Regions from separate parts of the Homo sapiens genome. Here all the other regions are linked to region 1. Evidence: chromatin contacts called from ENCODE Hi-C or POLR2A ChIA-PET data. All regions are on one chromosome and are shown on one strand. Each heading gives the region's core, a stretch centred on a gene start or an enhancer-like site at or near the end of the contact. The rest is flanking DNA. Distances are from core to core; before and after follow the strand shown. Region 1 overlaps RAPGEF2 (Rap guanine nucleotide exchange factor 2). Region 2 overlaps FNIP2 (folliculin interacting protein 2). Region 3 overlaps FNIP2 (folliculin interacting protein 2). Region 4 overlaps FNIP2 (folliculin interacting protein 2).

The links. A loop is a pair of places that touch in the nucleus more often than their neighbours do. ChIA-PET counts read pairs that join two places held with the same protein, here RNA polymerase II (POLR2A). Pooled maps may share reads with other maps.
Region 2: a pooled map shows a loop between it and region 1 (1.8-fold over the local background). The contact joins two enhancer-like sites. A Hi-C loop is called at or near these places in 2 of 168 maps with a recorded cell type or tissue (endothelial cell of umbilical vein and heart right ventricle), 3 of 37 single-sample maps with no recorded cell type and 7 of 50 pooled maps. POLR2A ChIA-PET finds 5 or more read pairs at or near these places in 2 of 52 experiments (T-cell and activated CD4-positive, alpha-beta T cell).
Region 3: a loop to region 1 is called in a map with no recorded cell type, with 4 times the contacts of the local background. The contact joins two enhancer-like sites. A Hi-C loop is called at or near these places in 1 of 168 maps with a recorded cell type or tissue (PC-9), 6 of 37 single-sample maps with no recorded cell type and 11 of 50 pooled maps. POLR2A ChIA-PET finds 5 or more read pairs at or near these places in 3 of 52 experiments (K562, PC-9 and activated T-cell).
Region 4: a loop to region 1 is called in a map of endothelial cell of umbilical vein, with 5 times the contacts of the local background. The contact joins two enhancer-like sites. A Hi-C loop is called at or near these places in 9 of 168 maps with a recorded cell type or tissue (Calu3, K562, endothelial cell of umbilical vein and 5 more), 10 of 37 single-sample maps with no recorded cell type and 17 of 50 pooled maps. POLR2A ChIA-PET finds 5 or more read pairs at or near these places in 6 of 52 experiments (A673, H1, HEK293T and 2 more).

The regions. Positions count from the first base shown.
Region 1 is chr4:159,172,354-159,179,997 of GRCh38, forward strand. All of the region lies in intron 1 of RAPGEF2 (Rap guanine nucleotide exchange factor 2), which reads left to right. Among named protein-coding and RNA genes, the nearest start is that of MIR3688-1, 47 kb to the left of the region's middle. RefSeq lists an enhancer at 3,033-3,765. Within about 2 kb of position 3,043, at least 14 of the 41 ENCODE cell types and tissues checked have a DNase peak (open chromatin) inside an H3K27ac peak, as active enhancers do; they include PC-9 and endothelial cell of umbilical vein, where a contact is called at or near this core.
Region 2 is chr4:158,779,698-158,787,341 of GRCh38, forward strand. All of the region lies in intron 1 of FNIP2 (folliculin interacting protein 2), which reads left to right. Among named protein-coding and RNA genes, the nearest start is that of FNIP2, 14 kb to the left of the region's middle. Within about 2 kb of position 3,439, at least 6 of the 41 ENCODE cell types and tissues checked have a DNase peak (open chromatin) inside an H3K27ac peak, as active enhancers do; they include endothelial cell of umbilical vein, where a contact is called at or near this core.
Region 3 is chr4:158,823,587-158,831,230 of GRCh38, forward strand. FNIP2 (folliculin interacting protein 2) reads left to right here. Exons shown (of 17, transcript NM_020840.3): 2 at 2,330-2,456; 3 at 5,493-5,639. Among named protein-coding and RNA genes, the nearest start is that of FNIP2, 58 kb to the left of the region's middle. Within about 2 kb of position 3,490, at least 10 of the 41 ENCODE cell types and tissues checked have a DNase peak (open chromatin) inside an H3K27ac peak, as active enhancers do; they include PC-9, where a contact is called at or near this core.
Region 4 is chr4:158,893,854-158,901,497 of GRCh38, forward strand. It overlaps FNIP2 (folliculin interacting protein 2), which reads left to right. Exons shown (of 17, transcript NM_020840.3): 16 at 1,897-2,012. The region is part of intron 4 of SPMIP2 (sperm microtubule inner protein 2); the gene reads right to left. Among named protein-coding and RNA genes, the nearest start is that of FNIP2, 130 kb to the left of the region's middle. RefSeq lists a silencer at 2,644-2,938. Within about 2 kb of position 2,783, at least 4 of the 41 ENCODE cell types and tissues checked have a DNase peak (open chromatin) inside an H3K27ac peak, as active enhancers do; they include endothelial cell of umbilical vein, where a contact is called at or near this core.

The sequences.
Region 1 (7,644 bases), core at 1,793-4,292:
ATGTGAAGTTGGGAACCGTTCTCCTACCTTCCCTATTCATGTTCCTTTCTGATTGTGATGGCTGCTCTGCAGTAATTGACTTCATAGGATATTCACTCTTACCACCCCAAGGGCTCTTTGCTTCCTTCTGATTTCTGGAGAATCTTGGTAATGATGATCTGAGGGCTTTAAATGTTGGGGGTGGGATGTCAGAGTATCAATGTTGTGAAGGTAAAGGTCTACTTATTTATGAATGTGATGGAGTCTGTCATATAAATCAAATGTACACATGTACAATTTTAAGTTGTAATGCACGCATGCTACTTCCTCTGTAAGTGGGGGAGGTAGAACAGTTATCAGTAGGATAAGTAAAGTGAGATTCTTAGCTTCAAAGGAGAATTCAAAACATGTATTGAAAGGTGAGATACTTCAGAAACTATAACTTGCTGTCCCTTCTAGTGGAGCACTTGATTAGAAAATACATATTTTTACATATTTTTAAGTCTCTGATTCTTCTTTGAAATTCAGTAATACCCAGCATTTTCTGTAACTGCCCTCCTCTGCACCCTTTCCCTAAATAGTTTATCTGATTGGATAAACTATTCCTCTTCTCTGCTCCTTCACCTTTCATGGATAGGTCTAAAAGAGATCAATTTTGAACAGACCTAAAATTTCTTTAGCATTTTAGCTCATTTTCTGACCAATAGTGGAAGGCTTTAATTACATATGTCGAATATTCTCATTTGCTTCTCCTGTCCTCTTGAGAAATAGAAAATTTGAGAATAAGTAGTACTATTGGTGGTTGACTCCTTGGTAAAACATTCAAGATGGGAAAAACAGATGTCAAATTATTTTTGTCTTTTGTCCTAGAAAAATGGCTACAATGAAATTTTCTATATTTAAAACCTTCCATTCAAAGAGTACTTCTTTTTTGCTAAGAGGCAATAAAGAACTGGTGTCCTCAGTGACCTATTCCGCTTTGCTTTTATTAAGACTATCTAAACTCTACCGTGGTAGGACTATTGAGATTTGTACAGTGAATGTTCAAAATGAGTGCTGTTGATAGTGCCTCTGGAATTAGGTTGGTATTAGAAACTTGAGGTTTCCTGAGGGTGATTTGTGCAGACTCTATGGCCCTTTGTTGCGGAGATAGGAGTTCAGTGGAATGATGTATAGCAGCCCCTGTCTGTCCACCCCCAGCTCAACAAGGTTTCTAGGAGGTTTAACTGGAGCCAGACTGTATTTGGGAAATGAATTGAACACCAAGCTGAAGGTTTTAACTCTACTGATAGAGGAGAATTTGTGGGGAAGGTGTTTGGTTGATGTTATTTTTTAATTGAAATTGAAGATAGTTCAGGAATCATTTTATTAGAGAGAGAGTGTATGTCTGTGCCTCTGTTCTCTGTGTGTATACGCAGCTGATTTCTGTTTTTGGTTGTTTTACTTAAATGTTAAATGTAATCATTCACAGCCTGCTAACTTTTGATGGAAAAAACCAGTGCAAATATAGTATGTTAATCTACACATGTAAATTAAAATTTGACTACAAATATTGCAGTCTGAGAGTCTATTAAAATAAGATACTTTTAAAATGAAGATATCTTTTGTTAAATGTATTTTTGCTGCCTAAGAGATGGCAATTCTGGGAAGCTGTAGGCTTGGTGGTGTAATACATTGTTCTGAAGGGGAAATATTTATACTGACTCTTGAAAACAGGAATTGCGAACTGATTTTGGACACTTTCTCTTTTCTTATTTGTTAACAAAATGAGTTTTTGGTGAAAACTAAATTGTTGCTTCTTCTAATGAAAAATCGTAACTTAACAAGTGAAACTTGCTTACGGGATCATTTTTCCCAGGGACGTGACAATTAACATGGTGCATAGTATGCATTTTAGGTTGCTAAACATAACACCCAGTTGGTAATCATAAAAACTGCCTGTGACTTCTGTTGTGACTATATCATTTAACCCTTGTGTTTTCTTCAATGAGAGATAAACTCTTTGAGAATGCAGATTATAGATGATACTTCATCTGTCCCTTAAAATTTATGAAGTACTTGGTACCTTCTTCAGCTCTTGTCCCTTGACACTTGACTGCTCTGGGGCTCCCTGACACCAACTTGAATTAGAAGACGAATGGGATAAAAGAGTGTTTTGTTGTAATTTACAAGTCTGTTTTGTAATTTTTATGGCTAATTAATGAGGTAATTACTAATCACCTTTGTCTCAAGTTTAGGAATTGTTCAAAAACTCAGTCTAAAAAAGCATGCCTTTTTCAGTGGAAAACACTTGAGGAAGTTTTTTGATTGATTTGTTTATTTTTTTCCTCTGGAAAAGAAACCTGAAGAAGTTTTAGACAAACAGGGAATGACTTGAGTCTTTATAATTTACTTCTAGCATTCTTCATACATGTCTTTTCTTTCTTTCTTTTTTTTTTTTTTGAGATAGGGTCTTGCTCTGTTGCCCAGAATGGAGTGCATTGGCACAGTGACAGCACACTGTAGCCTTAACTTCCCGGGCTCAAGTGATTCTCCTACCTCAGCTTCTCCAGTAACTGGGACCACAGGTGCTCGTCACCACACCTGGCTAATTTTGTTTTCTTTTTTCTCTATAGAGATGGGTCTCACTGTGTTTCCCATGTTGGTTTCAAACTTGGACTCAAGCCATTTGTGGGGATTACATATATGGCTGCACTCAGCCATACATATGTCTTAATAAAGTTTAAGCCATACATGTGTCTTATAATGTTTAGGAATCCGAGGCTGAAGAAATATACGAGGGCCTTATCAGCAATGACCAGTAATGTCATTATCAGGTTTTCCTGGGCTTTGATGTGAATTTGAATGAAATCACAATCCTAGGAGATTGTTTTTCTTTTGGGTGTAAATTAGTAAGTTCAGAAACAGTATTTTGCCTTCATATGATTTAGGGTTAAAGTAATTATTGTAACTCTAAAATAATAATTTTTTTTTTGAAAACCATACACTCTGCTATGGATTTTTTTTCTTACATTGTTCAAAAGTATGTGATGATGTAACTCTGGGGTATGAGTCACTCGGATGCACAAAGCACCTCAGCAGGCTGGTGATATGACATTTTTGTTTTATTTGCTCTGGTGCTTTACAAAGATCTGGGGAGGCTGTTTTAAAATAAACATTTCCCTGCTAAGGATGATAGAAGTTAAACAGTTTTAATAGGAGTGCTGATGGACTTGTTCCCGACTTCCTGCCCCTTTTCGTCAGGGACATAAAGAGAAAGGAATCATCATATTCTTTAAGATGATCTTCAGGAATGCTTTAAACCCCCATCTCTGTGTTGACTCACTTGCGAGACCGGCGACTGCTTTTGGGTTCTAGGAAGGACGGTTGGTCCAGTCTGCCACCTTGTGGTTATTTACAGAATTATTTCAGCCTGTATAGGTGTGAGTTTTCTGAAGCCGTAACACACAGATTGAAAACACATTTCCTGCATTTCTTTCTCTCCCTGTTCTCAGGGAGTGCTTAAGATCATGCATACCACCACCCCTGCAGGAATGTTGCCCTTTTCTTTCTTTGCACCCAGCACATCCACCGTTCGTTGCTAGATGCAGAGCTGAGAAAGAGATGTAAGAGAAGACGAGTGTCTTTGTTCAAGGTGCTTCTCTGATCGAGGACATAAAATACAAACCTATTAAAGTGCCCACATAGAGCACATGTGAAGGCCCTAATGTGAATGGTCAAGGTGGTAAGAACTTTAGAGGCTCAGAAAGGAAGTGTTCACTGCCAGTGTTAAATGGGGTCTTGGAGCAGAGGAGGATGGAAGAGTGTTTGGAGGGACTTTGTGTTAGGCTGTACCCAAAGACTGCTGGTCATCATGTGGAAAGGGTACAAGAGGTTGTTGGTGTTTGGGTTTCATTCCAGTGTGGGGAGCCTTGGAACGAGGTGGTTTGAACATGGTGTGCTTGACACAGTGTTAGCAGATACGTGCTCTGGAGGTAACAGGCACCCTCCGCCCCCACCTCAAAGACAGCATTAGCCTTGTTTGGGAAATTCGTGGGTAAAGTTATTAGTCCCTCTCCTGCATGAACTTTAATGTAGTTTGTGAACCTGGCAGAAATATATGCTATACAATGTTGTATAGGACAAGGTACTGTGGGGCATATTTTGGGAAATACTGCAAAAAAATGTTAAAAAGGTTTAACCTGACAATATGCTACTGATGTGTTATATTGAATTACTTCAATATAACAGGTTTTTTTCAAATAATACTTCAGTTGTGTGGATATATTTTGGAAGAAAATATATACAAAATTTTAATTTGTTTTCTAATACCATCCACAGATGAAAAAATATCCAAGAACGGTGCTAAATTAAATTAGGTCTTCAAAGTCAGTTTCAGTAACTCCAATGTGACCTGAAACTTGTGGGAAACCTCTTGTAATTTTAAACAATGTTAAGAGTGAAGTGTAAATATTATAAGGAATGTTTTAAAGGTAGAAAGTCTGTAGGTCCAAATGTTAATGGAATGCATGCAGAATTTTTTTTAACGACTTCATTTTAAGTGTTGTAAAACAGTCTTGAGCTATGGAAGGTAAACTTACATTAGAGAGGAAAATACTTACAGTTTGTTGTCCAGCTCTGCCAGTCTTAAATATGTTCCTAGCCAATCTTTCTTGGAGGAAAAATTAAGTGGCTGTTTTCAAATTGGAAAATTTCCCCATTCTCCTCTTTCTCAATCTTAAGGATATGAGATTTCTTACCAATGTCATTTGGAAAGTATATTTATAACAGATGTGATAAAATATATGTCAGGTACACTTCTCTTTAAACCTAATATAAAAATCTGGATTTATAAAACAGACAATTTAGGGACCCTTATAAGTATTATAAGAATTCATTCAACTTTTTTTTTTTTTTTTGGCATACAGACACATCATAAAAGGATACATTAATTTGTAAAAATTCTGATATATATAGTGTCTCAGGAATATTTTAAATTTTATATTCTTAGGATTACTTGTGCTTTTATTCAGATCTCATTGGCAGTGAACTCAATCACCTTTTTTTCCAGGATCTGATTTTGCCATGAAACTATCAGTACTGAAACTATGTGTAATTTCAGCCACACAGCCTAGTTGCATAGATATTATTCACCGTCTTTTGCAAATATGGTCTCACTAACAAACCCAGGGTCACACAGCTAGGGAGTGGTGGGGATCAGGATTTGAACTCTGCCCATCTGACTCCAAAGCTTGTATTCCTTTTATTACATCTCTCTCCTTCTTAGGATAGCTCTTTTGTATGTTTTAGTGTAGAAGTATTTGAGATCTCCTAAATAAAACACTGCAGCTTAACCATAGCATATCCACTTAACCATACCGTATCAATAAACATAATGAAACTTGCAGAACTTCCCCTTTTCTGCCCCTTCACCATTTGGGTATAGATGTGAATTTGAGCATTGGATAATCTAGCTTTTAACCCCGTTATTAATAATGTTCAAGACGTAACTCTCTAATTCATTGCTAGTGATCTTTTGCCCAAAAGGATAAATTTCATTTTTATCTTTCCAAGTTCCTCTCTCTGATGGATCAACAAGGAAGAATATGTTGGCATCAGGACAGTTCTGGTCCTGTGACCAGTGTCGCTTTAAGCAAGATGCTCCTTTCTCTTCCTCCTTATGTTTAAGTCCATAGACATTTACCACTTAGGCCTCAACCTCCATAGGCCTGCTAATTATGACACAGTCTTGGCCTCAGTTTCCTTGACCATTAAGAAAGACTTTTTAAAGGAATCAATCCACTTCCAAATACAGTTAAATATGTAGGTTCATATATGAAACAAAACCCCTTTTAAAGGAAAAAGATATGTCTTTTTTCTCATGCTGCAGTGGAACATAATCCCCCCACCCCATTATTTTTTGTTGTGTACAAGCAGCAAAGAGTCTATACAGGATAGGAGGGATTGCACCAGCATATGGTATGGGCAGGCAGTCAGGAGAGGAGGTGGAGAAATATTAATCTGCTCTCAGTTCTCCAAAGATCATATTACGACATACTGTACATTGTTAGTGAGATCTTGATGCTGCAAACAAATGAAACTAAAAGCTAGTTGTAAGTGAATTGTAAGTTTGCTATGAAGCCCGTTATATATTCTGAATGAGTCTCTAAGGAGAAATTAGAGAGCCCAGGATGTGGGGTACTCTCCCTCTGACTTCTTTCCCATTAGCATGTATTATGCTTTTTTTTTTTTTTTTTTTTTTTTGAGACGGAGTCTCGCTCTGTCACCCAGGCTTGAGTGCTGCCGCGCGATTTTAGCTCACTGCAACCTCCACCTCCCGGGTTCAAGCGATTCTCCTGCCTCAGCCCCCCAAGTAGCTGGGCTTACAGGTGCACACTACCACGCCCGGCTAGTTTTTGTATTTTTAGTAGAGACGGGGGTTTCTCCATGTTAGCCAGGCTGGTCTTGAGCTCCTGACCTCAGGCAATTCACCCGCCTCGGCTTCCCAAAGTGCTGGGATTACAGGCGTGAGCCACCACGCCTGACCTAGCATGTATTATGTTAACAGACTTTGAGCAAGAGGATTGACTTGGATAGGTTGTGAACAATCACCCCCCTAAAGTACTTAAAGGATGCTTTTGGGTTTTGAATCTGGTTTACATTTGGGACAAAAAAAGGGAAAGCTTTATTGGTTTATCAATATCTTTGTCCAATGTGCTACCATGGTTTTATAACTTCAGTCTACTTTCAAGTAGCATCTATTTTGAAAAAAGGATGTCCTTCCTAGGGTAAAACGAAAGACTTATTGTTCTAAAAAATGCTGCTTCCTGGTTAAAGCAACATGTTCCTGTTTGTGCTCAATGACTAGAGAATTTGGGGGAAAAAATAGCTTACTTTTTTTTCAGAGTCCTTTAAAATAGTAGTAGTCATGTGAATTTCATTTGTCTTGGGAAGTGCAGTTGGGAAGGTTAGAAATTTTTCAGTTTGTGTGTCATAGTTTTTTGACCAAAATGGAAATTGAGACACTCTAGGTAATTTAACTCTCCAGCATTATTTTTCTATAGTTGTTGGTTGAAATTTCCTTCTATGAATGTTTCTTGTTTGCATAGAGAAAAAAAGAATCTAAAAGTGTAACTCCCTGAAGGCCATACATTTCTTTGTGCATCTTAAGAGAAAAGTCTTGCTCTGTGATGCTACATATTTAGTTTTCACTAATGGTTGCACATTTCAGGTTGGTTTGAGGAGCGGGACTTCTCAGCACCCCATTCTTACTCACTTGCCTTTCTGTTTTTTTGCTGGTAGAGGCAATTCCATGCCAACTAATTATTTTAAGAAAAGCCAACAACTAAGGGGAAATGAAGGTTGAAACTTCTGTGTGAGAAGTGAAGGAGGAGAAATAGGAGTGACCACTATGGGCAGGAAAGGAGTGGGGGTAGCTCCTGGGCAGGGCAGAGCTGGATTGTTTTGCAGTGGCCTTTCATGCCCTAAATCTCCTCCCTTACAACTCCTGGTAGATTTCATTTCTCTTGGTTGTGCTGCCTGAAATCTCATACCACTTAGAGGTTTGTTTGGACTATGGAAGTACAAATGCCGACAGACAGTTCATGTGCAAGTTTTAAGGGTTCCTATTGAATGTGTTCAGATTGCCTGCCTTTAATTCTTAGACCAGGGCATAGTGAGCCGATA
Region 2 (7,644 bases), core at 2,189-4,688, 390 kb before region 1:
TAGCTAGGACCACAGACAGGCATGCACCACCATACCCACCTTTTTTTTTTTTTTTTGTAGAGACGGGAGCGGGGGTGGTCTCACTGTGTTGCCCAGCGTAGTCTTGAACTCCAGGGCTCAAGTGATTCCCCCACCCTGAGCCTCCCAAAGTGCTGGGATTACAAGCATAAGCCACCTTGCCTGACCATAAATATCCTATAAAATGTGTGGGCAAAAAATAAAAATTAGAGGCCAGGCACGGTGGCTCATGTTTGTAATCCCAGTACTTTGGGAGACTGAGGTGGAAGGATCTCTTGAGTCCAGGAGTTTGAGACCAGCCTGTCAACAAAAGGAGACCCCATCTCTACAAAATAAAAAATAAAAAAAAAACTAGCTAGGCACATGCCTGTGGTTATAGCTACTTGTGGGTCTGAGGTGGTGGAATCGCTTGAACCCAAGAGGTTGAGGCTTTAGTGAGCCATGATCGCACCACTGTACTCTAGCCTGGGTGACAGAGGGAGACCCTGTCTCAGAAAAAAAAAAAGGAAAACTATAAAATTCTATTATAATACAAATAGCCACTTATTTATGATTATAAAGATGTTGTAAACCTTGTTAATTAGTGAAGACATAATTGTAGAATATGTACATAAATGACTTCCCTGAAATCTTTTAGAAATCTTTTAGAATGCTTTTAGAATAGCTATTTCTCAAGAATTTTAAGGGAGCCCATTCTAACATTTAAAAAATAATAGTATTCTTTACCATTTGCTAGCCCCTATACCAAGAGCTTTTTACTTAAATCATTTCACGCATGTCTCATAGTTATCCTTTGATGATAGATATTTTTATTAGCCAATTTATAGATTATAAATTTACCATAATTTATGGATGAACACTTGAGGCTTGCCTGAAATTGAGTGGTTTACTAGTGACCCTGGGAATTCAAACTGAAGTCAGTCAGCTCTTATTAATATATGATCTGTATTCTCTCTCTGCAGATGAATATTTGAAGTACTTAAGACTGAGATTCAGTGGTAGATTTTGTGAGGTTTATAAGAAAGTATGAAGTGTAGCTGAGTGCGGTGGCTCACGCCTATAATCCCAGCACTCTGGGAGGCTGAGGCAGGCAGATCATTTGAGGTCAGGAGTTCAAGAACAGCCTGACCAACATGGTGAAACCCTGTCTCTACTAAAAACACAAAAAAATTAGCCGGGTGTGGTGGCGTGCACCTGTAGTCCCAGCTACTCAGGAGGCTGAGGCAGGAGAATCGCTCGAACCCCAGAGGCGGAGGTTGCAGTGAGCTGAGATCGCGCCACCGCACTCCAGTCTCAGCAACAGAGGGAGAGTCCTTCTCAAAAAAAAAAAAAAAAGAAAAAAGAAAGTATGAAGTCTAAGTACTATTTCTAGGGAGCTTACTGTTAATTGTGCAATTATATATGATGTGTGAAAAACTAATTAATAATACAAAACAGTAGTTCAGGACCAAGTCTCTAAAGTCCTATTAAGATGAAAGGAAGGAGTGAGGGAGGGCTCTTTAATCTGGGCTAGTTAGGGAGGCTTTATGGAGGAGATAAGAGCTAATAGGTAGAATTCATAGAGGTGAAAAACTTTTTACCTTAGAGGTGTTCCTGAGTTAAAAATGGGTGGACCGGTCTCTGTGAAATCAGAGTGTTCTTGTGAGGCAAGATACATTTGGACCGAATTGTGCAAGTTGTTGCAAGCATTATTAATTTTAAATTTTAAATTTAGGTAACCCCAAAGTGTAGATGGGGAGGGACCCCAGTCTATACTTTGAGTCTTATTAGAGTAGGGCCTTTGTTACAGATTTACATTTTTTGTTTGTTTTTGTTTTGAGACAGAGTCTCACTCTGTCGCCCAGGCTGGAGTGCAGTGGCGCGATCTTGGCTCACAGCAACCCCCGCCTCCCAGGTTCAGGTGATTCTCCTGCTTCAGCCTCCTGAGTAGCTGGGACTACAGGCGCATGCCACCATGCTTGGCTAATTTTTGTATTTTTTTGGTAGAGACGGGGTTTCAGCATGTTGGCCAGGCTGGTCTCGAACTCCTGGCTTCAAGTGATCCGCCTGTCTTGGCCTCCGCAAGGTGCTGGGATTACAGGCGGGAGCCACTGGGCCCAGCCTGGATTTACATTTTTGAATTCAAACCTGACTCTCCCACTTACAATGTGGGGCACATTATTCTCTCTAAATGAGTTTTTTTTTCTTTTTTTTAATCTGTAAAACAGGTGTAAAGTTGCCTTTCTTGCAAGTTTGTCTGAAGACTAGAGATAATACCTATCAATCCTACTACACAGTGTTTGACAACTATTAGACATTCAATATGTAGTGACTCTTATAACTCTCAGAGACTTAAATATTATGTCTTTCCCTCCAGCTCTTTCCCTGTATTAAATGCATCTCTACTGATCTCAAGGTTGTAGGGAAATGGCAAGTAGCTTGTCTTTACCAAAAGGTGGAGTTCCTGCTCTGAAGGCAATGTGGAGCCACTGAGGTTTTAAGTAGTGGATTGGTGGAGCAGCTTGCTAAACACAGGGACCCTAACTTAAATTTTGGTGCTGGGATGCAAGTTAGTGCAGTTTTAGTGTATATGATATATGATATCAGCAAGTAAAACATACGTGTATTCCCCAGTCTTCCCTTTCTTTCCCCTATCCCAGACCTCTCTTATCTTCAAAGGGAAAAAACAAAACTCTTACAAGCTGACAGCTTCATGCTCCCAGCCTTTAAGCTTTCCCTCCAGCCTATGGCAAAATCTGTACTTGGTAAACCTACCAGATACATAACTATCTCTTTTTGTATCTTTTAATATCAGGAGCTTCCTTTTTGTTTTTTTTTTTTCCTCAAATTAGTTTCTTGACAGTTCTCTTGCCTCTTTTGATTCATTTCACAAACATTTATGAGGAGTCAGTTATGGCAGCTAATCCTAAAATTCCAGACTTATTGCGAGGAAAGGAGTTTGTGTTTGAAGGCTCTTACTAATTCAGTTCTCACGATTGTTGTATTTTTACAAACAGAAAAGGGAGAGGGTTGGAAAAAGGGAGGGAGAGGGAGAGACATTTGTATCAGAAACTGGGGGTGGGGAAGCTCCCAATTGTCCAGTAATCTTATCTACAGAGTGCTAAATACTGCCTGTAATTGTATGTAGGGGGTGGGTGCTAGTTTAGATAATGTGCCAAGGGAAGCGCACAACCTCTGCTTGCTCCAACTAAAGCTGTTAAAAAGCAGTCTAGTTCCAGTAGGTGCAAATCCACACTTTAATTTGTTCATCATTTTGTCTTCATTCTTCAAATCCAGTTTGTATTGGACTTTGATCTTATAGCTGATTACTGTGCCATGCTGCTCTTTAGTTTACTCCAGCAGAGTATTGAGTTTTACAGCTTGGACTGTTAAAGTCAATATTGTGTTTAACACAGCAGTAGCAGAGTGAGTTGTCTTGAGCTTGCCGTGACCTGCTAGCATGCTAAGCTAGCATGCTTAATGCTATTTAAGAGGAGAGTTCCTTTCAGAATTATGTCAAGATTAGCAATTGATGGTGAGAATTGTTGTGGTCCAATCACCAGACCACAGTAGGTAACTTCCCTGGGGTGAAAGCATTGCCATAGTGTTTTAGACCTGTGCTCTGCTCTCCATTTATTTTAGAAACCATTCTGTACAAGGCACAGGGCCTCCAACTCATCATTTTCCCTGCAGAGGTTTACCTCAGAGATGTTTTTAGTTGGAGAGGGGCAAGTTACCTTCAAGGAGAAAATAATTGGGTCTCTCTTCTTTAATTCAAATTCCAAAGTATTGTAAATCTCATTTATTACCTGTCTGTTCTGAAGACTCCACTTTTCTTTTCATCTTAGAAATATTTGGCATGTGGATCTAGACCAACTCTGCCTGAAGCACTGAGGCAAGCAGGCTTGATCTTTTTTTCTTTTTTGCTTGGCCTTCTCAGGAGTCCGTTCACCATCAGATTAGTGAAATTTCACACAAATTAGTGAATTAGTGTGGCCTTGTCAGGGCAGGGGACGAGGACATTTGAACTGCATTGCTCTAGGCTCTAGGTGGCCTAAAGTCCTCACAGCTGGAATTCTCCATCTGGTTCCATCCAGTTCCAGAGCCTGGACCAGTTCAGCTTCCTAGACTGAGGTTTGCATCAAAACTTACAAGTAATGAAGGGTTTATTATGTCTACCATTGCTTTCTCTTTCTTGGGGACCTAACCGGTATGGATGGAGGAATGTACATGAGTCACATTTCAGAGGAAAGCTGGACAGGATGTGGAAGTGATGGGGAGATACTTGTAAACAAAAAGAATAGACAAAATCATGATATATAAAGTAACTTCCAAGTTTTGAGCCCGAATAATGTGGGTAGCATAATTAGTGGAAATAGGGAAGTTACAAGGAGAAGTTGGTTTTGTACATGTTGAATTTAAGGTGTAGTTGAACACTCTAAGTTGTGATATTCATGAAGCTGTAGTTGTCAGAAGATATTAAGCCAATATTTGCCAAAGAGCCCAGAAAATTCATCTCTTGCTCTTTAAGACTTTTCTTTTTCTATTCCGTCCTCCAAAATTACTTCTGTAGAAATTCTGTTCCTTCTTCCAAACTCGGTTTAGATGCCACCTCTGATTATCTTTGCTGATTGCCCCAAATGGGCATGCTGCTCCCTTTAAACCAGTGGTCCCCAACCTTTTTGGCATGAGGCAACAGTTTCATGGCAGACAATTTTTCCACAGACAGTGGAGTGGGGGATGGTTTTGGGATGATTCAAGCACATTACATTTATTGTGTACTTTATTTCTATTATTATAACATTGTAATAAATAATGAAATAACTATACAACTCACCAAATGCATAATCAGTGGGAGCCCTGAGCCTGTTTTTCTGCAACTGGAAGGTCCCATCTGGGGTTGATGGGAGATAGTGACAGATCATCAGACATTAGATTCTCATAAGGAGTGTGCAGCCTAGCTCCCTCGCGTGCGCAGTTCATAATAGGGTTCGCACTACTATGAGAATCCAATGCCACCACTGATCTGACAAGGTGGAGCTCAGGCAGTAATGCTCACTCGCCCACCACTCATCTCCTGCTTTGTGGCCCGGTTCCTAACAGGCCATGGTCTGGTACCAGTCCGTGACCCAGGGGTTGGGGATCCCTGCTCTAATTCTTCTTATATGGCAGTTACCACATTCTACTAGCTGTTTTTTATTTATCCAAATACTTTACCAGATTATACCTTGACAGCAACATTGTATGTATGTCCCTGTAGTGTATAGCATAATACTAAGTACAGTACGTTAGTAGGAGCTTGTTTAAATACGTTTATTTGAACCTGCATTGTTTTCAGCAACTACCAGTACTTAAAAATATGTGAATTTATTAGCCAGTATATAAAGTTCCTCTTTTTTTTTTTTTTTTTGAGCCAGAGTCTCACTCTGTTGCCAGGCTGGAGTGCAGTGGCACGATCTCAGTTCATTGCAACCTCACCTCCTGGGTTCAAGAGATTCTCCTGCCTCAGCCTCCCGAGTAGATGGGACTACAAGCACGTGCCACCATGCCCAGCTAATTTTTGTATTTTTTAGTAGAGACGGGGTTTCATCTTGTTGGCCAGGATGGTCGCGATCTCTTGACCTTGAGTTCCGCCCACCTTAGCCTCCCAAGGTGCTGGGATTACAGGCATGAGCCACCGCGCCTGGCCCCTCTCTTTTTTAAAACATAAATTTGTCTCCAAATTTGAAGTTTTAAGAACATCTCCATTATTTCAGAATTTAATAAATGTGTTTATCCTACCCATGATTCGTTCTTTCTTTAATTTTAAATTTAATAAGAGATGAGGTCTTGCTATATTGACCAGGCTGGTCTTGAACTCCTGTGCTCAAGCAGTCCTCCCATCTTGGCCTCTCAAAGTGGTAGAATTACAGGCGTGAGGTCCCGCGCCCAGCCCTACCCATGCTTCTTAACTGTATTTACTCCATTTTTTTCTTTCCAGTTACAGGGTTCTTTCTTTTTTCTTTTTCTTTCTTTCTTTTTTTTTTTTAACTTCAGAGATTCTCCTCTATAGATTGTTTAATTTTCTATACCAGTTCCAGTTTAGAGTTTTGAAATTCACTGCCAAGAAATGTATGGGGTATTTTATTAAAAATACACTGTTTTACATATGAAGGCAAAGTAATTTTCATTTTGTTTCTGAGGTCATATCTGATTTACTCAGCATTTTGTTGGCTCCTCCCAGCTGACGTCTCTCTTTAGTAAATTATTTCTGTGGAACAAAACTTAGAGTTTAGGGTCTGTCATAAGAATAGTTTGAAGATCTTTTTTGCCTAAACCAATCTGACCTTTGCCTGGACTGAAACTCATTTGCCATCTGTCTCTTCCTAGAACCTTGAAAGATCTTACTGTTTATTCTCTTTACTTGGGACTTACCTGGTGAAAAACTATTAGTGCCATCATCTACAGGGATGGCCCTATCTATGACCAGTCTCGTCCGGATTAATTATGAAAATGTTAAGTTCAGTCTTCACACTCATTGCTGAAAAGACCACTCTGTTTATATTTCTCCTTCCAGAGAAATGCTTATCTGTCCTTTTGTTTTCTGGACCTGATCCAGTTCTGTGTCCAAGATAAATATTCTACTGGCTTCATGCTGTTTTATCTTCATAAAAACAAGTCACCAAATACCTGTGTACTAATGCAGTTCATATAGTAAAAACGTTAATTGCACAGGAGATTCAGATGAATAAAAGAACACTTATTTTGGTGTCTCATGGCCAGAGTTAAAAAAAGAAAACTAGATTTACTAGTGCACAGGTCATATGCTATTACAGCTTCAAGGAGCTGCCAGAAGCTCATTCCTTCCGTTTGCATTTTTGTGAATGTCAGTTCTGAAATAAATGAACAAACCCAGGACTTGAAAATAATTATTTCAACTATAAATTGTGCCTGTCCTCATATGGTAATGAGAGTTCACAGTGGTTTTTATTTTTAAAAAAAACAGCTCGGTTTGGGAAAAGGTGCCTGCAGTCAGCCTTTGCAAACTTCTTTATTCTGTGAGATTTTTGTTCCCTGTTTTCTAAAGACAATAGTGACAAATTAACCAGAGTCAAAGGCATTGCAATTTTTATGTAGGGTTTCTTTGTCCTTATGAATTTTTTGTGATTCTCTCTTCATGATGCTATATTTTTAACTTGCCACTTTAACTGACTAGGATGAAGTAATTTCTTAGCAGGGGTGGGGATAGGAAACAGTAGTGGGAGAGATTATCTTCAGAGTCTGTATTGCTTTTGGGGGTCTCAGCTTTTTTTTTTTAATCTCTAAGTCTGTGACTTTTTGAATTTTACAGTTGGGACAGAAGGATCCATGACTTCAGGTAGCTGATCCATCTCCCAAAGTCTAGGAGGGGAGGAACTTGGATTTAGCTGTTGTTGAGAAAGTTCAGAGTATTTTCAGCCCCCATGAGTGCAGTTAACCAGAGATCTTTTTAATGGAATCATTTCTTTTCCTTGGCAAATACAAAGATTTGTTTAGCCAATGAAATGTAGTGGGGATTTCAAAGCAGAAATGAGCTATGCATTTTGGAGGCTTAGGATACTGAAGTTGGGAATTACATGTTGTACAAACCAGTTTTTCCCATAGTTTTCTTTTCTAAAAATTGTGGTG
Region 3 (7,644 bases), core at 2,240-4,739, 350 kb before region 1:
GTAAGTGACAGTGAACTAATTCCAGGAATAGTGCTTACTCAGGAACAGCTGGCTTTGGGTACTGCCAGGAATCTGTTTCATTCTATTGCTCACCTCTACTTTCCTCCACGCAGACTTTTGCTGACTTCATTTTCAGACAGGCCCTTACTTCATGATGGCAAAAATAGCCACCACCAACTCCAGGGTTACCATTTACAAGCTGAACAACTGAGTTTTGGGGCTGGCTCACACAGCCAGCTTGGGTCATGTGGCCATGTCTCATTAGCCAGACCTGAAACATGGACTCCCTCTGGACTGAGAGTAGAGGGAAGATGGTTTGAAAATAAACTTGGCTTATTATTATCAAGATTAGGAGGAAAGGATGCTGGGCGTGATAACTTAGGGCACAGCTTGTTGAAAGAAGGTACAACCAGAACTTTATATGTTTTGCCGTAGGGATTTAAGAAAACAAATCTGCTACCCAAAAAGAACATGTTCAGTATTAACTGCCTGAAAAAGGAAAAGACCAAAAATGCACAATTTGTGATTGAGTACCAGACACTGTATTAATTTTCTTTAAAAATCATAACATTACCAATCCTCTGAGGCAATTATTGCCATTTTGGAGCACTTACTGTGTGTCACACTTTGTGTGAGGCACTTTACGCTTTGTAGGACAGCTTTGTGAGGGCAGCCTTAATATTCTCATTGTACTGATGAAGAACTAGGAGGCCAGAGGCATTTGGGTTTGAATCCAGATGTGTCTTATTTCATTTATATCATCTCCTAGTTTTACAGTTTGCTTTTGTTAGTCTGTCTGTGTGTCCATCTATCCTCCTCTGTCCTGTCAGAGCTCCCCCTCAGCTTCTCTAAGCAAGGCCCCCTTTCACCTCGGGCACCTCTCCAGTCCATTGGGAAACCGGCTCAACTCTGTCCTCTGAGCATGCCACCAGTGTCTGTCCCCTTTCCCCCACCTCTGCTGCTGGAGCTCTAGCCTTCATTATGAAGGGCCAGAACTCTTATTATGAATTCTGTTTGGCCTTCCTGCTTCCAGTCTTCATCTCTTCCACCCCCATTTTCCTTAACAGCCAGATTGAACTTTCAAAAAGTGCAGACCTGATCTTATCAAGCGTCTGTTTTCCTTGGCTTCTCATGGAGGGAGAACATGATCCTGGCCCCTGCCTGCCGTCCTTTCCACCTCACGGCACTCACTCTCTGGCCTTTTTTCTTCTTCCTTCTCCAGTGCAGCAGTCTTACACCTTACCACCTCCTTCTCTGTTCCTATGGTGCGCATCATTTGTTTTGCTTCTTCAGGTCTGTGTTTACATGTCACTTCAAGTCCTTAGGGACTTCTCTGTCCCTTTCCCCTACCCCTTCAATCTGGAAATCTGAAGCTGTTTACTGCTCCTTTTTGTACTTTTCACAGTTTGTAGTGATACATTCGTCTGTGATTATTTGCCTAACATTCCCCACTGAATCATGAACTCCATAAGGGTGGGGACCAGGTCTGTCTGGTTAATTAATTGCTGAGTCTCTAGCAGCAACCACAGTGCCTGGAACATCACAGACACTCAAATATGTGTTGACTGGACTGATGGGTTAAAAACTGAGTATATCCAAAGCAGTGCACTTTTAAATGATTATCTTTTCTGTAGTTCCCTCACTCTGTAATTTATTAAGAATGAACCTATGTTTTCCTCAGAGCAGTTTTATCCCAGTTGCTTTTGGTTTGCTTAGAAACATGCTTCCTTTCTTGCTGACTGTAATTGCTAGCAATTCCAGTGCTCTACAGTGATGCACTTGGTTTCTGAAACTCCTGGATTAGAGCTAGCCATAATCGGGGAAGATAATAAATTTTAGGGTATGTAATTCCTCTTAATTTGACCTGAGTGTGGGTGAGGGAAAGAAGAGAAGGCTCTACCGACTTGCTCCAAATGGTTCCCTGCCCAATAACACAGAAGCCTTAACACTCCTTTAACTCGGATATGCTGTCCCCAGAACCCAGGCATCCAAATTTAGTCTTCTCTGCATGTCCTTGTGATTTCTGACTGCCATCTGTGTCCAAATTGGCTTTGGAAGGAGAAGCTTTCTCTCCAGTGATTTATTATTTAAAGCAGTCTTCTCAGCCCTTATCATGAAAACTGGCAATTTTCATATGGCCCTTTGGAATCCACATACAAGGCTATCTGTCCCAGGCTCACTGGTGCCCCAGTTCTGAGGGGATCACTAGCCCTGCATGCTTGTGGCCTTTTGATGTGCACACAGGCATGGTGACTGGGAAGCTTATCTGTCTGTGATCATCTCATGTGCTGCAGATAACATAACTTCTTTTGCCCTTTTTAATCCACAGTTGGTCATGTTCGGAGTTTGACCTGAATGAGATTCGCCTGATAGTTTACCAGGACTGTGACAGGAGAGGCAGACAAGTCTTGTTTGACTCTAAAGCTGTTCAAAAGATTGAGGAGGTGACAGCTCAGGTATGAAATGCTGATTTGCTTTCTCCTTTTCTTTTGTGCTTTTAACCACCCTTCTGATCAATCATTTATTAATCTATCATCTTCTCTTTGAGTTATATTATACAGTGCCATTAATGGTTCAGAAGAAACATAAGCAAGCATTGAATCCTTTAATCAAAGCCCTACCCCCAACAGGCATGAGTATGCTCACTGCTAAACACAAGTGAAACTGTTAGCAAGTAATCATGGCAGGAGCTAAGCAGTGTACTATTAATAGTACTAGAGGTAAATTTGCTGGTGAGTTGCAATCCAGTAAGATTTTGATGCCAAGTGAGTGCCTCAAATGTAATGGGAAAGCAGAACTCTAAAATTCATAAAGTGATAAAGTGTTAGTGTGAAGATCATTCTGTCCAGTGTTTCTCATGGATAATAATAAGTAGCACTGGGTTAAACAAAATTAAACAGCTTTGCTTATTTACAGGACTTCCATATGCAAACCTGCATTGTTATCTTCAAAAAGGATTGTTTCTCAAACCCTTCTGACCAGGGGAGCTTTTATTTATTTCCCATTTTTTTTGTGGAGAGTTGGGTGGTAGTGGTGGTGGTGGTGGTGGTGTAGGGTGGGCGACAAGCAATGGGTAGAGTGAGGATAGAGCAGCTCTTGATCCCTTGGAACCAGAATGGGAATGGTAAAGTAACATGTTTAAGGTGAGGAGAGTCTGATCCTTTCTGGGTCTTTTTTGGATATGATACCAGGGTACTTGTAAATTCACTTTAGACCTTTCATTCTCTTTTCAGTATTTGTTCAGATGCCTACAAATTAAATAAATCCACTTGTATTCATTCTTTTTATGTTCAATAAGTTGCTACCCATACTGACCAAATACTGGCAGTTTGTAGAATGTGCAGCTAAGTAAATGAACAGTTTATAACGCAGTCTTTGTCTCATCAGGGCCAAGGGGTTGTTTTCCTGCTTTTGATAAGGATCATTTCTGCAGGAAGGAAGTGTTTGGTTAAACACAGTTTAGCTGGGTGGATTCCACAGTGTTTTAAAGTGGAGTTCTGCCAGGTGGCTAATCATTACAGTAGTTGTTGGGCTTGTTAGGTAGGTGAAGGGAGGGAGGGGGAAACCAAGAAATCTCTCAGGTGATTCACTGTAGGCTTTCCAGGTTAGATTTGTAACAGAAATTTAGGTGAGCCAGCACTTGACCCTTTGGTGGACAGGAGATGGTTTACCTCTTAGTTTCTTGAATTATTTCCCATTTCTCTGAAGGCCTCACATGGATGGTCTAGTTGAGCAGCTATCACTGGGGCTGCTCATAGTGGTGGCAGGTGGAGGGGAAAAGAAACACAAGTTTTCAAAAGGAACTGGAATCTTCAGTGTACCAGAGCACTGATAATGCTGGAATCTGGAAACATAGGCTTTCTTAGAAGCATTCATCTAACCAAAAAGGCATCTTAGGTTCAGGAGGTTTGTAGCTTGCCCAAGGCTACAAAAGAATCCAGTCAGTGCTCTATTCACTACACCAGGTGGTTTCTCCAATTATAGACTGTTCAGCATTGTACTCCAGCCAAAGGGTCTAGCAGTCTGAAGCAGTGGCACCTCGTGTCACTTAGGCCCTCTGAGGGGCTGTGTTTCTGGCTTAAGTGAGATTGAGTAACAGCTTTATCTTTAGCGTGTTGAGGGAGTGCTGGGTGCTCAGGAATAATCAAGTGCCACTTTGAATGCCATCATTGCTGGAGTGACAGTTGTGGTCCAGCACATTTTGTGTTTTCCTTACGTTCTTTTCCCATTTTCAGTCCCCACCGCCCCAGCCTCCCTTGGCAAGCACAAAACGTCATGAGTTTGTATCAAGCACATGACTGCAGGCATTTGCATTAGACCACCAGTGTGACTGTCACATTGGAGATTAGATAAGCTGCAATTGCATTCATGTTTTTTTCCAAGCAAAAGCTACACAAGGAAAAAAAAAAGGCAAAGAAGACTCAGAATAGAAATAACTTATCATAGAGGGTGCAGGAAGCTTCTGTAGGGAGTAATATGTTTGGGGAGAGGTAAATATTAATAAAGGTTTATCCTTATACGTTTGTCACTGTGATAAAAATTAGTGGCAAACTCTAGGGAATGTATAGTAGAGCATCCTCTGTTGTCTTTAACCTTTGAAGACCATATTTCCATCACATGCTATGTAATTCACAGTAGCTCCTGTTTCAGGGTTTTGGTTTCATCCCTTACAAATTCAACCTCATGATTTTCCTTCCTGTTACCTTTAAAGGAGTAGTAGAGGAGGTGTGTCATTAAAAACACAAGTAGGCCGGGCGCGGTGGCTCACGCCTGTAATCCAGCACTTTGAGAGGCTGAGGTGGGCAGATCACGAGGTCAAGAGATCAAGACCATCTTGGTCAACATGGTGAAACCCCATCTCCACTAAAAATACAAAAAAATTAGCTGGGCGTGATGGTGGGCACCTGTAAGTCCCAGCTACTTGGAGGCTGAGACAGGAGAATTGCTTGAACCCGGGAGGCACGGGTTGCAGTGAGCCGAGATCATGCCGCTGCACTACAGCCTGGCAACAGGGTGAGACTCCATCTCACAAACAAACAAACAAACAAAAAACCCTACGAGCCAGTCTGCCCAAATTAATAGTTTTGTTTTATTAGTTCCATTTGCTTAGTAAAAATTTAGATTTGAAGCCTCATCTTTCTCCTCATCAATGTAATGGATTATGACTCTACATAATACTAAAAAGCTAATAATCAAAACTCAAATAACCAAAACAGAGGTCAATTATGTGAATTGAAGTGTAAATAATAGTTAAATTATTAAAAGAGGATAAAGTCTTAATACATAACCTACCTCCTTTTGTCTAGAACCCTTCTTCAGCATTCTGCCATCCCAAACCATGTTTTTGTCATTATTGGGGAAAAAAAAAAGCTTCTGTTTTTTAATGCAACCTAGGCACCAGAATGCTTTTAAAAAGGAATTCCCAATGAAGAACTGTTGACGAACCTGATATACTTAGTAATCTTTTACCTTGCCTGTCTCTCTTAACCTAGAAAACAGAGGATGTTCCTATTAAAATATCAGCCAAGTGCTGCCAGGGAAGCAGCAGTGTCAGCAGCAGTAGCAGCAGCAGCATCTCTTCCCACAGTTCTTCTGGGGGATCTTCACATCATGCTAAGGAACAGCTTCCAAAGTACCAGGTACAACCATCCCTTCTGTGGGAATAGCCCCTGAGGTTAAAGTTATTTACTGTAATTTCTCCTTGGGAAATAATGCCTGCTCGAGGGCTCTACTCCAGGAATATGAGGACAAGTATTCAACAGAGTACTCTTAAATGTTTCACATCGATGTTGTTTTTGCTCTTTGGCTTTTATCTCCAATAAAAACTGTAATCAAGCAGAGGTAATACAGCCTACTGTGAACTGGATGAGGAAGAAATATTGCCAGTCAGGTAAATTACCTTGCTTTGTTTCCTTTGCTCTCTGATCCAGAATAATAAACATGTACTTTCCAGTTTTGTTATAAGAATTCCTAAGGATTCTGGGAATGTATATGGGCATCCTAAGAAAATAGAACATACCAGTAAAAGGAAGAAAGCCTTGTATGGGAACAGAAAGAAATGGCAAGATCTAATCTGAGTATGAAGGATAAAAGGCTGATGGCATTTTTTACACTGTGTGTGTGGGGTGTGTGTGTGTGTGTGTGTGTGTGTATAAGGATAGGGGTTAAGGTTATTGAGAAATATTGGCTAACAAGATAAAAAGGAAGAAATGTTTTATAAATATTGAATGGCAAAAGAATATTAATTGATGGAGGATATATTGAACTTTTTCTTAAACCCATGTAGAATCTTTTCTACTATTTTGCTGGAAAAACAATACTAGGGAAGTTACCAGCAAATGGGTCTGGAGAACTTTGTTTTTTCATAGTTAGGATTTGTGCCATGCATTTGCCCTTTTTGAGACACAGTGCTCCAGGGTCTCACAGCAGTCTGCAGTTTAAAAAGTATGGAGTAGAATTTTCAGCAGGTTGAGAATCACAGTTGGCATGTGGCCCTTGTACCCCAAGAAAAAGCAGATTATAAATGAAGGAGGTGGGTGGAAGTTAGTAATAAAGAATGTGAAAACCAGTTGGTTTCTGTCTGCATATAGTGGGAAGAAGTTGGTTTGAGCTATAACGAGAGAGAGGAACCTAGCTGAGCAGGGCTGATAGATTTATCTTTCTTTTTTTTTTTTTTTTTTTTTTTTTGAGACGGAGTCTCGCTCTGTCGCCCAGGCCGGACTGCGGACTGCAGTGGCGCAATCTCGGCTCACTGCAAGCTCCGCTTCCCGGGTTCACGCCATTCTCCTGCCTCAGCCTCCCGAGCAGCTGGGACTACAGGCGCCCGCCACCGCGCCCGGCTAATTTTTTGTATTTTTAGTAGAGACGGGGTTTCACCTTGTTAGCCAGGATGGTCTCGATCTCCTGACCTCATGATCCACCCGCCTCGGCCTCCCAAAGTGCTGGGATCACAGGCGTGAGCCACCGCGCCCGGCCCAGATTTATCTTTCTCTTTCCGCCTCTGCAACCGTGCATAAGTAAGTGTGTATTTGTGCGTCAGCGTATGTATGCTTGTGTGTCTGTGTGTGTGTATGTATTTGGAGTTTTAAAAAAAGATTTGGAAGAGTATGTTAAGGGTGATTCCCATGTTTTTCCTTGGGTGGAAAGCACACTGACAGAGAATATAGTTGGCAGGTCGGGGTGCAGAACCATGGTTGCTTTGGTGGCACACTGGTTTGCTCAGCATTCATACCTGTCCTGTTCATCATTGTGTCACTAGCACTTAGCACGGGTGCTCAGAATTCTGCATCCCAAGACACTCATTCAGATGTCACTAGGTGAATGAATGTATTGGGGTATACGATTCTAGAGCTCCAGGAGAGCTCTTGGTCTAGAGACAAAGATGTAGGAGGTATTCTATGTAAATAATAATCAAAATCAAAAGAATAGTTGAAAAGGCGGGCAGTTAGTAGGGTTGACCTCCAGGCAAAACCACAGTAAGGGATGATCTGAGAAAGAAGAGAGTCAAAATGGAGAGTCATGAACAGCATCAAATATATTGAGAGAAGTTTAATAAAGCAAACTGGAAAGGGTCCATTGGATTTGACCAAGAGGGAGGAGGTCATCATTGGAGCAGTTGAACTAGTTTGAGCTAAGAGGTAAAGT
Region 4 (7,644 bases), core at 1,533-4,032, 280 kb before region 1:
TAATTCTTTTTACTTCCTTTGGACAGAAGTGTGTTCAAGCACTTACTAGTGTGAATGACTTATTTAACCTGACAAAACCAAGATCAAAGAAAATTTTATCTGCAGTTTAAAATTCTCCTTAAAAAAAATCACTTGAATGAAACCTGTGATTAAATGGCTTTTAGAACCTTCAATACAAAAAGAGAAGGTAGCTATTTGAAATTTTAGAAGTTAAAAATTGGAGAAATCCATCTCAGGAATAAAATCCCAGAAAGAGGAGTTTAAAAAGCCCCCAGCATGGTTCAATGGAATAATCAAGTCTTTTAAAAAATGTTTTCTTTTTTTTTTTTTTTTTTGAGACAGAGTTTCATTTTGTCACCCAGGTTATAGTGCAGTAGTATGATGTTGGCTCACTGCAGCCTTGACCTCCTAGGCTCAAGCAATCCTCCCACCTCAGCCTCCTGATTAGCTAGGACTACAGGTGTGTGGGCCACTATGCCCAGGTAATTTTTTAATTTTTGTAGAGACAGAGGCTCACTATGTTGCCTAGGTTGGTCTTGAACTCCTGGGCTCAAGTGATCCTCCTACCTCAGCCTCCCAAAGTGCTAGGATTACATGCGTGAGCCACTATGACTGGCTAAAAGTTGTCTAAATGCTTTGATTTCACGTCTAGTATATATTTCATATAGACCACAGTTCTTATTTCCACACTGCATCATACAGTTTTCATATAGGCTGTGAACACTGTAATTACTTTTTCCAAACAGAAAGGGTTCAATGTAATATGAATATTATTTTTAATATTTTGTGACTCTTACTAAAAATTTTCTATTTCACTCCATAAGGAACTGAAAGCTAATAAAGATCCTTTTACCACCTTGTTTACTTGGAGGAGCATTTCCATGAGAATTGGTGAAATCCTCCTTACTTTATTACTCTTAGTCACTTAGCAGTTGTGTTTCATCCACCTGACACAATGTATTTAAGATTTTAAACCAATGAAAAACTGAAAAGATTGCATCTCTGATAGATATTTTTTCCATGTCGTTGATCAGCCCAGATGGTCAAGATCAACATTTTCAAATGCATCTGTTAATCTTTTTACCTTGAAAATAACAGGCCTAATGGTCTAGAAGAAAATTAGGTATGATGGAATTACCCTTGCCAAAGCCATCAGGTGTCTTACTGAAGATGCTCGGGTATCTGCCTGCCAAATGCAAAAGCATTTGCCTCTGGTGAAAGACACAGATGGTTGCTATTCTCTAAAAAAATGAAGCTGAACACTATTCCAAGGGTAAAGATGTCCTGAAAATAATTGCCTTTTCTTTATTGTTATTAAAGACCTAGTTAAAATACATTCTTGAAAGCAAAAGAAAAAAAAGTTGTGGGGGAGGTTCAAAATGACCTGTTCCCGTCAGTCTCCTCTGGAAATGTACTGGGCCAGAATAATCTGAGCTATTGGGGGAAAAAAACAAAAACCATACTGTTTACTAAATTATTTATAACAAAAATGCAATTTGCTATGTGGTTACGTGTAAATTCACATTCTCAATATTGTTTAGCTATAAAAATTATATCAAGAAGTTCTTAATATGGGAAAGGATTATTATAAAGTTTTTTAAAGGCAAGAAACACTTTTGGAATGATTTCAACTATGAAAAAAATACTTGTTTAAAAAGACTAGAATAATACATATGTAAATCTTAATAGTTAGCAAAAGTAAACTTTGTTTTACAAGAACCTATTCTTATACCTGGTAGTGGTAGGGTTTGAGATGGCTTGTGATTTTTTAAGTGTATTTGAAACTGATGAGATAAAAGCTGTGTAGTTAGAAATGAATTAAGAAAATTCTGACTCTTAAAATATTGGCAGAGATTTGACTTCTAGCCCTCATTGTGAATGTTCTTGGCTTTGCAGTGCATCATGCATCTTGAAGATAGACTACAGGAGATGTACCTTAAAAGTAAAATGCTATCTGAATATCTCCGGGGACACACACGAGTCCATGTGAAAGAATTAGGTGTCGTACTGGGGTGAGTTCTGTGAAGTGCCGTCACTTGTCCCTTTGATAGGTATCCCTAGCATTGTACCCACTAACGTGTTTAGCCTGTGTCACCCTAAACCTCAGGCCCTGGTAACCCATCAAAGTATGTGGAGTCCATCAGATACGTGCCTCTGCAACTCCCCAATGAACAGCATGTTCCGTTATCTGATACTGGGTTTCACACCTACAATCAATCGCAGGACTTTAGGCTGGTCGTGCTTTGTTGCTCTTCTCTGTGGATTATCTTATGCTTGAAAAGAAAATTTAATCCCACACTGCCCGTTTCTAGTAACTGAATAAGATGCTGAAGTCACAAGCTGTGGGACATGCAGCAGCAGCTTGTGTTTACATTTCACTTCCTGGAGGAGGAGTAGGTTGGCACATTCCACCTGGTGGCAGGAAAGGCCCTTCTAGGCTTGAGGAGCCTGCCTGCGTGTCTGTGGGGGGACAGTGCTTTCCTTCCTTTATTATAAGCCCACCAAAGAGGAGACTTGTATGTTACTAAAAATGCCTATCATCCTCCAGAGGGTATTTGCTATAACTTCTCTAGGGGAAGTAATTCTTACTTCTGTTTTACTGTCAGCTTGATTTTTCAAAAGAGAACAAAAAGACATTGTACATTTGGGGAACTGCCCCCGCTTATCCATGATGATGATTCCCCTCACTTGGGAGAAGAAAATATTTATAATGTCGACGTTTAAATTATCTAAGCCTCCTAAGAGACTGGGGCCTTTGTGTTTTGCTTAGATTTCTCATCTTTCACACCCAGAATGTGACGCCTGTGTTGTTCGGCTCTTGGCATTTCCTGTCATAGATTATTCTTACATACTTTATTTACAAAGTATTTCCCCCTTATGAGGTGTTTGCTTTTGCAGTTAACTTGCAACATGTCTCTTTGTCGTTTTTTTTTTTTGCTTTTGTTTATATCTCTCTACCAGCCTCATACTTCAATCCTGCCTTATTAGTTTTTTTTTTATTATTATTATACTTTTAAGTTCTGGGATACATGTGCAAAACGTGCAGGTCTGTTACATAGGTATACACGTGCCATGGTGGTTTGCTGCACCCATCAACCCGTCATCTACATTAGGTACTTCTCCTAATGCTATCCCACCCCCAGCCCCCCACCCGCCAAATAGGCCCCGGTGTGTGATGTTCCCCTTCCTGTGTGTGTTGTCATTGTTCAACTCCCACGTATGAGGGAGCACATGCGGTGTTTGGTTTTCTGTTCCTGTGTTAGTTTGATGAGAATGATGGTTTCCAGCCTCATCCGTGTCCCTGCAGAGGACATGAACTCATCCTTTTTATGGTTGCATAGTATTCCATGGTGTATATGTGCCACATTTTCTTTATCCAGTCTATCATTGATGGGCATTTCGGTTGGTTCCAAGTCTTTGCTATTGTGAATACTGCTTCAGTAAACATACATGTGCGTGTGTCTTTATAGTAGAATGATTTATAATCCTTTGGGTATATACCCAGTAATGGGATGGCTGGGTCAGATGGTATTTCTAGTTCTAGATCCTTGAGGAATCGCCACACTGTTTTCCACAGTGATTGAACTAATTTAGACTCCCATCAACAGTGTAAAAGTGTTCCTATTTCTCCACATCCTCTCAAGCATTTGTTTTTTCCTGACTTTTTAGTGATTGCCGTTCTAACTGGTGTGAGATGGTATCTCATTGTGGTTTTGATTTGCATTTCTCTGATGACCAGTGATGATGAGCTTTTTTTCATATGTTTGTTGGCTGCATAAATGTCTTCTTTTGAGAAGTGTCTGTTCATATCCTTCACCCACTTTTTGATGGGGTTGTTTTTTTCTTGTAAATTTGTTTAAGTTCTTTGTAGATTCTGGATATTAGCCCTTTATCAGATGGGAAGATGGCAAAAATTTTCTCCCATTCTGTAAGTTGCCTGCTCACTCTGATGATAGTTTATTTTGCTGTGAAGAAACTCTTTAGTTTAATTAGATCCCATTTGTCAATTTTGGCTTTTGTTACCATTGCTTTTGGTGTTTTAGTCATGAAGTCTTTGCCCATGCCTATGCCTGAATGGTATTGCCTAGGTTTTCTTCTAGGGTTTTTATGGTTTTAGGTCTTACATTTAAGTCTTTAATCCATCTTGAGTTAATTTTTGTAAAAGGTGTAATGAAGGGTTCCAGTTTCAGTTTTCTGCATATGGCTAGCCAGTTTTCCCAACACCATTTATTAAATAGGGAATCCTTTCCCCACTGCTTGTTTTTGTCAGGTTTGTCAAAGATCAGATGGTTGTAGATGTGTGGTGGTATTTCTGAGGCCTCAGTTCTGTTCCATTGGTCTGTATATCTGTTTTGGTACCAATACCGTGCTGTTTTGGTTACCGTAGCCTTGTTGTATAGTTTGAAGGCAGGTAGCATGATGCCTCCAGCTTTGTTCTTTTTGCTTAGGATTGCCTTGGCTATGCAGGCTCTTTTTTGGTTCCATATGAAATTTAAAATAGTTTTTTCCAGTTCTGTGAAGAACATCCATGGGAGCTTGATGGGGATAGCATTGCATCTATAAATTACTTTGGGGAGTATGGCCATTTTCACAATATTGATTCTTCCTATCCATGAGCATGGAATGTTCTTCCATTTATTTGTGTCCTCTCTTATTTCCTTGAGCAGTGGTTTGCAGTTCTCCTTGAAGAGGTCCTTCACATCTCTTGTAAGTTATATTACTAGGTATTTTATTCTCTTTGTAGCAATTGTGAATAGGAGTTCACTTGTGATTTGGCTCTCTGTCTGTTATTGGTGTATAGGAACGCATGTGATTTTTGCACATTGATTTTGTATCCTGAGACTTTGCTGAAGTTGCTTATCAGCTTAAGGAGATTTTGGGCTGAAATGTTGGGGTTTTCCAAATATACAATCATGTCATCTGCAAACAGAGACAATTTGACTTCCTCTCTTCCTATTTGAATACGCTTTATTTCTTTCTCTTGCATGATTGTCCTGGCCAGAACTTCCAATACTATGTTGAATAGTTGAATAGGAGTGGTGAGAGAGAGCATCCTTGTCTTGTGCTGGTTTCCAAAGGGAATTCTTCCAGTTTTTGCCCATTCAGTATGATATTGGCTGTGGGTTTGTCAGAAATAGCTCTTATTATTTTGGGATACGTTCCCTCAATACCTAGTTTATTGAGAGTTTATAGCTTGAAGTGGTGTTGAGTTTTGTCGAAGGCCTTTTCTGCATCTATTGAGATGAGATAATCATCTGGTTTTTGTCACTGGTTTTGTTTATGCGATGGATTACCTTTATTGATTTGTGTATGTTGAACCAGTCTTGCATCCCAGGGATGAAGCCAGCTGGATCGTGGTGGATAAGCTTTTTGATGTGCTGCTGGATTCAGTTTGCCAGTGTTTTATTGAGGATTTTTGCATTGATGTTCATCAGGGATATTGGCCTGACATTTTCTTTTTTTGTTGGGTCTCTGCCAGGTTTTGCTTTCAGGATGATGCTGGCCTGGCCTCATAAAATGAGTTAGGCAGAAGTCCCTCTTTTTCTATTGTTTGGAATAGTTTCAGAAGGAATGGTACCAGCTCCTGTACACTCTGGTAGAATTTGGCTGTGAATCCATCTGGTCCTGGACATTTTTTGGTTGGTAGGCTATTAATTACTGCCTCAATTTCAGAACTTGTTATCAGTCTATTCAGGGATTTGACTTCTTCCTAGTTTAGACTTGGGAGGGTGTATGTGCCCAGGAATTTATCCATTTCTTCTAGATTTTCTAGTTTATTTGAGTAGAGGTGTTTATAGTATTCTCTGATGTTAGTTTGTATTTCTGTGGGATCAGTGGTGATCTCCCCTTTATCATTTTTTGTTGCATCTATTTGAATATTCTCTTCTTTCTTCTTTATTAGTCTGGCTAGTGGTCTATTTTGTTGATCTTTTCAAAAAACCAGCTCCTGGATTCATTGATTTTTTGAAGGGTTTTTTGTGTCTCTATCTCGTTCAGTTCTGCTCTGATCTTAGTTATTTCTTGTCTTCTGCTAGCTTTTGAATTTGTTTGCTCTTGCTTCTCTAGTTCTTTTAATTGTGATGTTAGGGTGTCGATTTTAGATCTTTCCTGCTTTCTCTTGTGGGCATTTAGTGCTATAAATTTCCCTCTAAACACTGCTTTAAATGTGTCCTAAAGATTCGGGTACACTGTGTCATTGTTCTCATTGGTTTCAAAGAACTTTTATTTCTGCCTTCATTTCGTTATGTACCCAGTAGTCATTCAGGAGCAGGTTGTACAGTTTCCATGTAGTTGTGTGGTTTTGAGTGAGTTTCTTAATCCTGAGTTCTAATTTGATTGCACTGTGGTCTGAGAGACTGTTATGATTTCCATTCTTTTGCATTTGCCGAGGAGTGTTTTACTTCCAATTTTGTGGTCAATTTTAGAATAAGTGTGATGAGGTGCTGAGAAGAATGTACATTCTGTTGATTTGGGGTGGAGAGTTCTGTAGATGTCTATTAGGTCTGCTTGGTCCAGAGCTGAGTTCAAGTCCTGAATACCCTGTTAATTTTCTGTCTCGTTGATCTAATATTGACAGTGGGGTGTTAAAGTCTCCCATTATTATTGTGTGGGAGCCTAAGTCTCTTTGTAGCTCTTTAAGAACTTGCTTTATGAATCTGGGTCCTTCTGTATTGGTTGCATGTAGATTTAGGATAGTTAGCTCTTCTGGTTGCATTGATCCCTTTACCATTATGTAATGCCCTTCTTTGTCTCTTTGATCTTTGTTGGTTTAAAGTCTGTTTTATCAGGACTAGGACTACAACCCCTACTTTTTTTCACTTTCCATTTGCTTGTAGATCTTCCTCCATCTCTTTATTTTGAGTCTGTGTATGTGTTTGCACGTGAGATGTGTCTCCTGAATACAGCACAATCATGGGTCTTGACTCTTTATCCAGTTTGCCAGTCTGTGTCTTTTAATTGGGGCATTTAGCCCGTATTTGATTTAAGGTTAATATTGTTATATGTGAATGTGATCCTGTCATTATGATGCTAGTTGGTTTTTTTGCCCGTTAGTTGATGCAGTTTCTTCATAGTGTTGATGGTCTTTACAATTTGGTATGTTTTTGCAGTGGCTGGTACCGCTTTTTCCTTTCCATGTAGTGCTTCCTTCAGGAGCTCTTGTAAGGCAGGCCTGGTGGTGACAGAATCTCTCAGCATTTGCTTGTCTGTAAAGGATTTTATTTCTCCTTTGCTTGTGAAGCTTAGTTTGGCTGGATATGAAATTCTGGGTTGAAATTTTTTTTTTTTTTTTTTTTTTGAGACAGAGTCTTGCTCTGTTGCCCAGGCTGGAGTGCAGTGGCGTGATCTTAGCTCACTGCAACCTCCGCCCCTCCAGGTTTAAGCAATTCTCTGCCTCAGCGTCCAGAGTAGCTGGGATTACAGGCGTGTGCCACGAAAATTCTTTTAAGAATGTTGAATATTGGCCCCCACTCTCTTCTGGCTTGTAGGGTTTCTGCAGAGATCTGCTGTTAGTCTGATGGGCTTCCCTTTGTGGGTAACCTGACCTCTCTCTGGCTGCCCTTAACATTTTTTTCCTTCATTTCAACCTCCGTGAATCTGACCATTATGTGTCTTGGGGTTGCTCTTCTCGAGGAGTATCTTTGT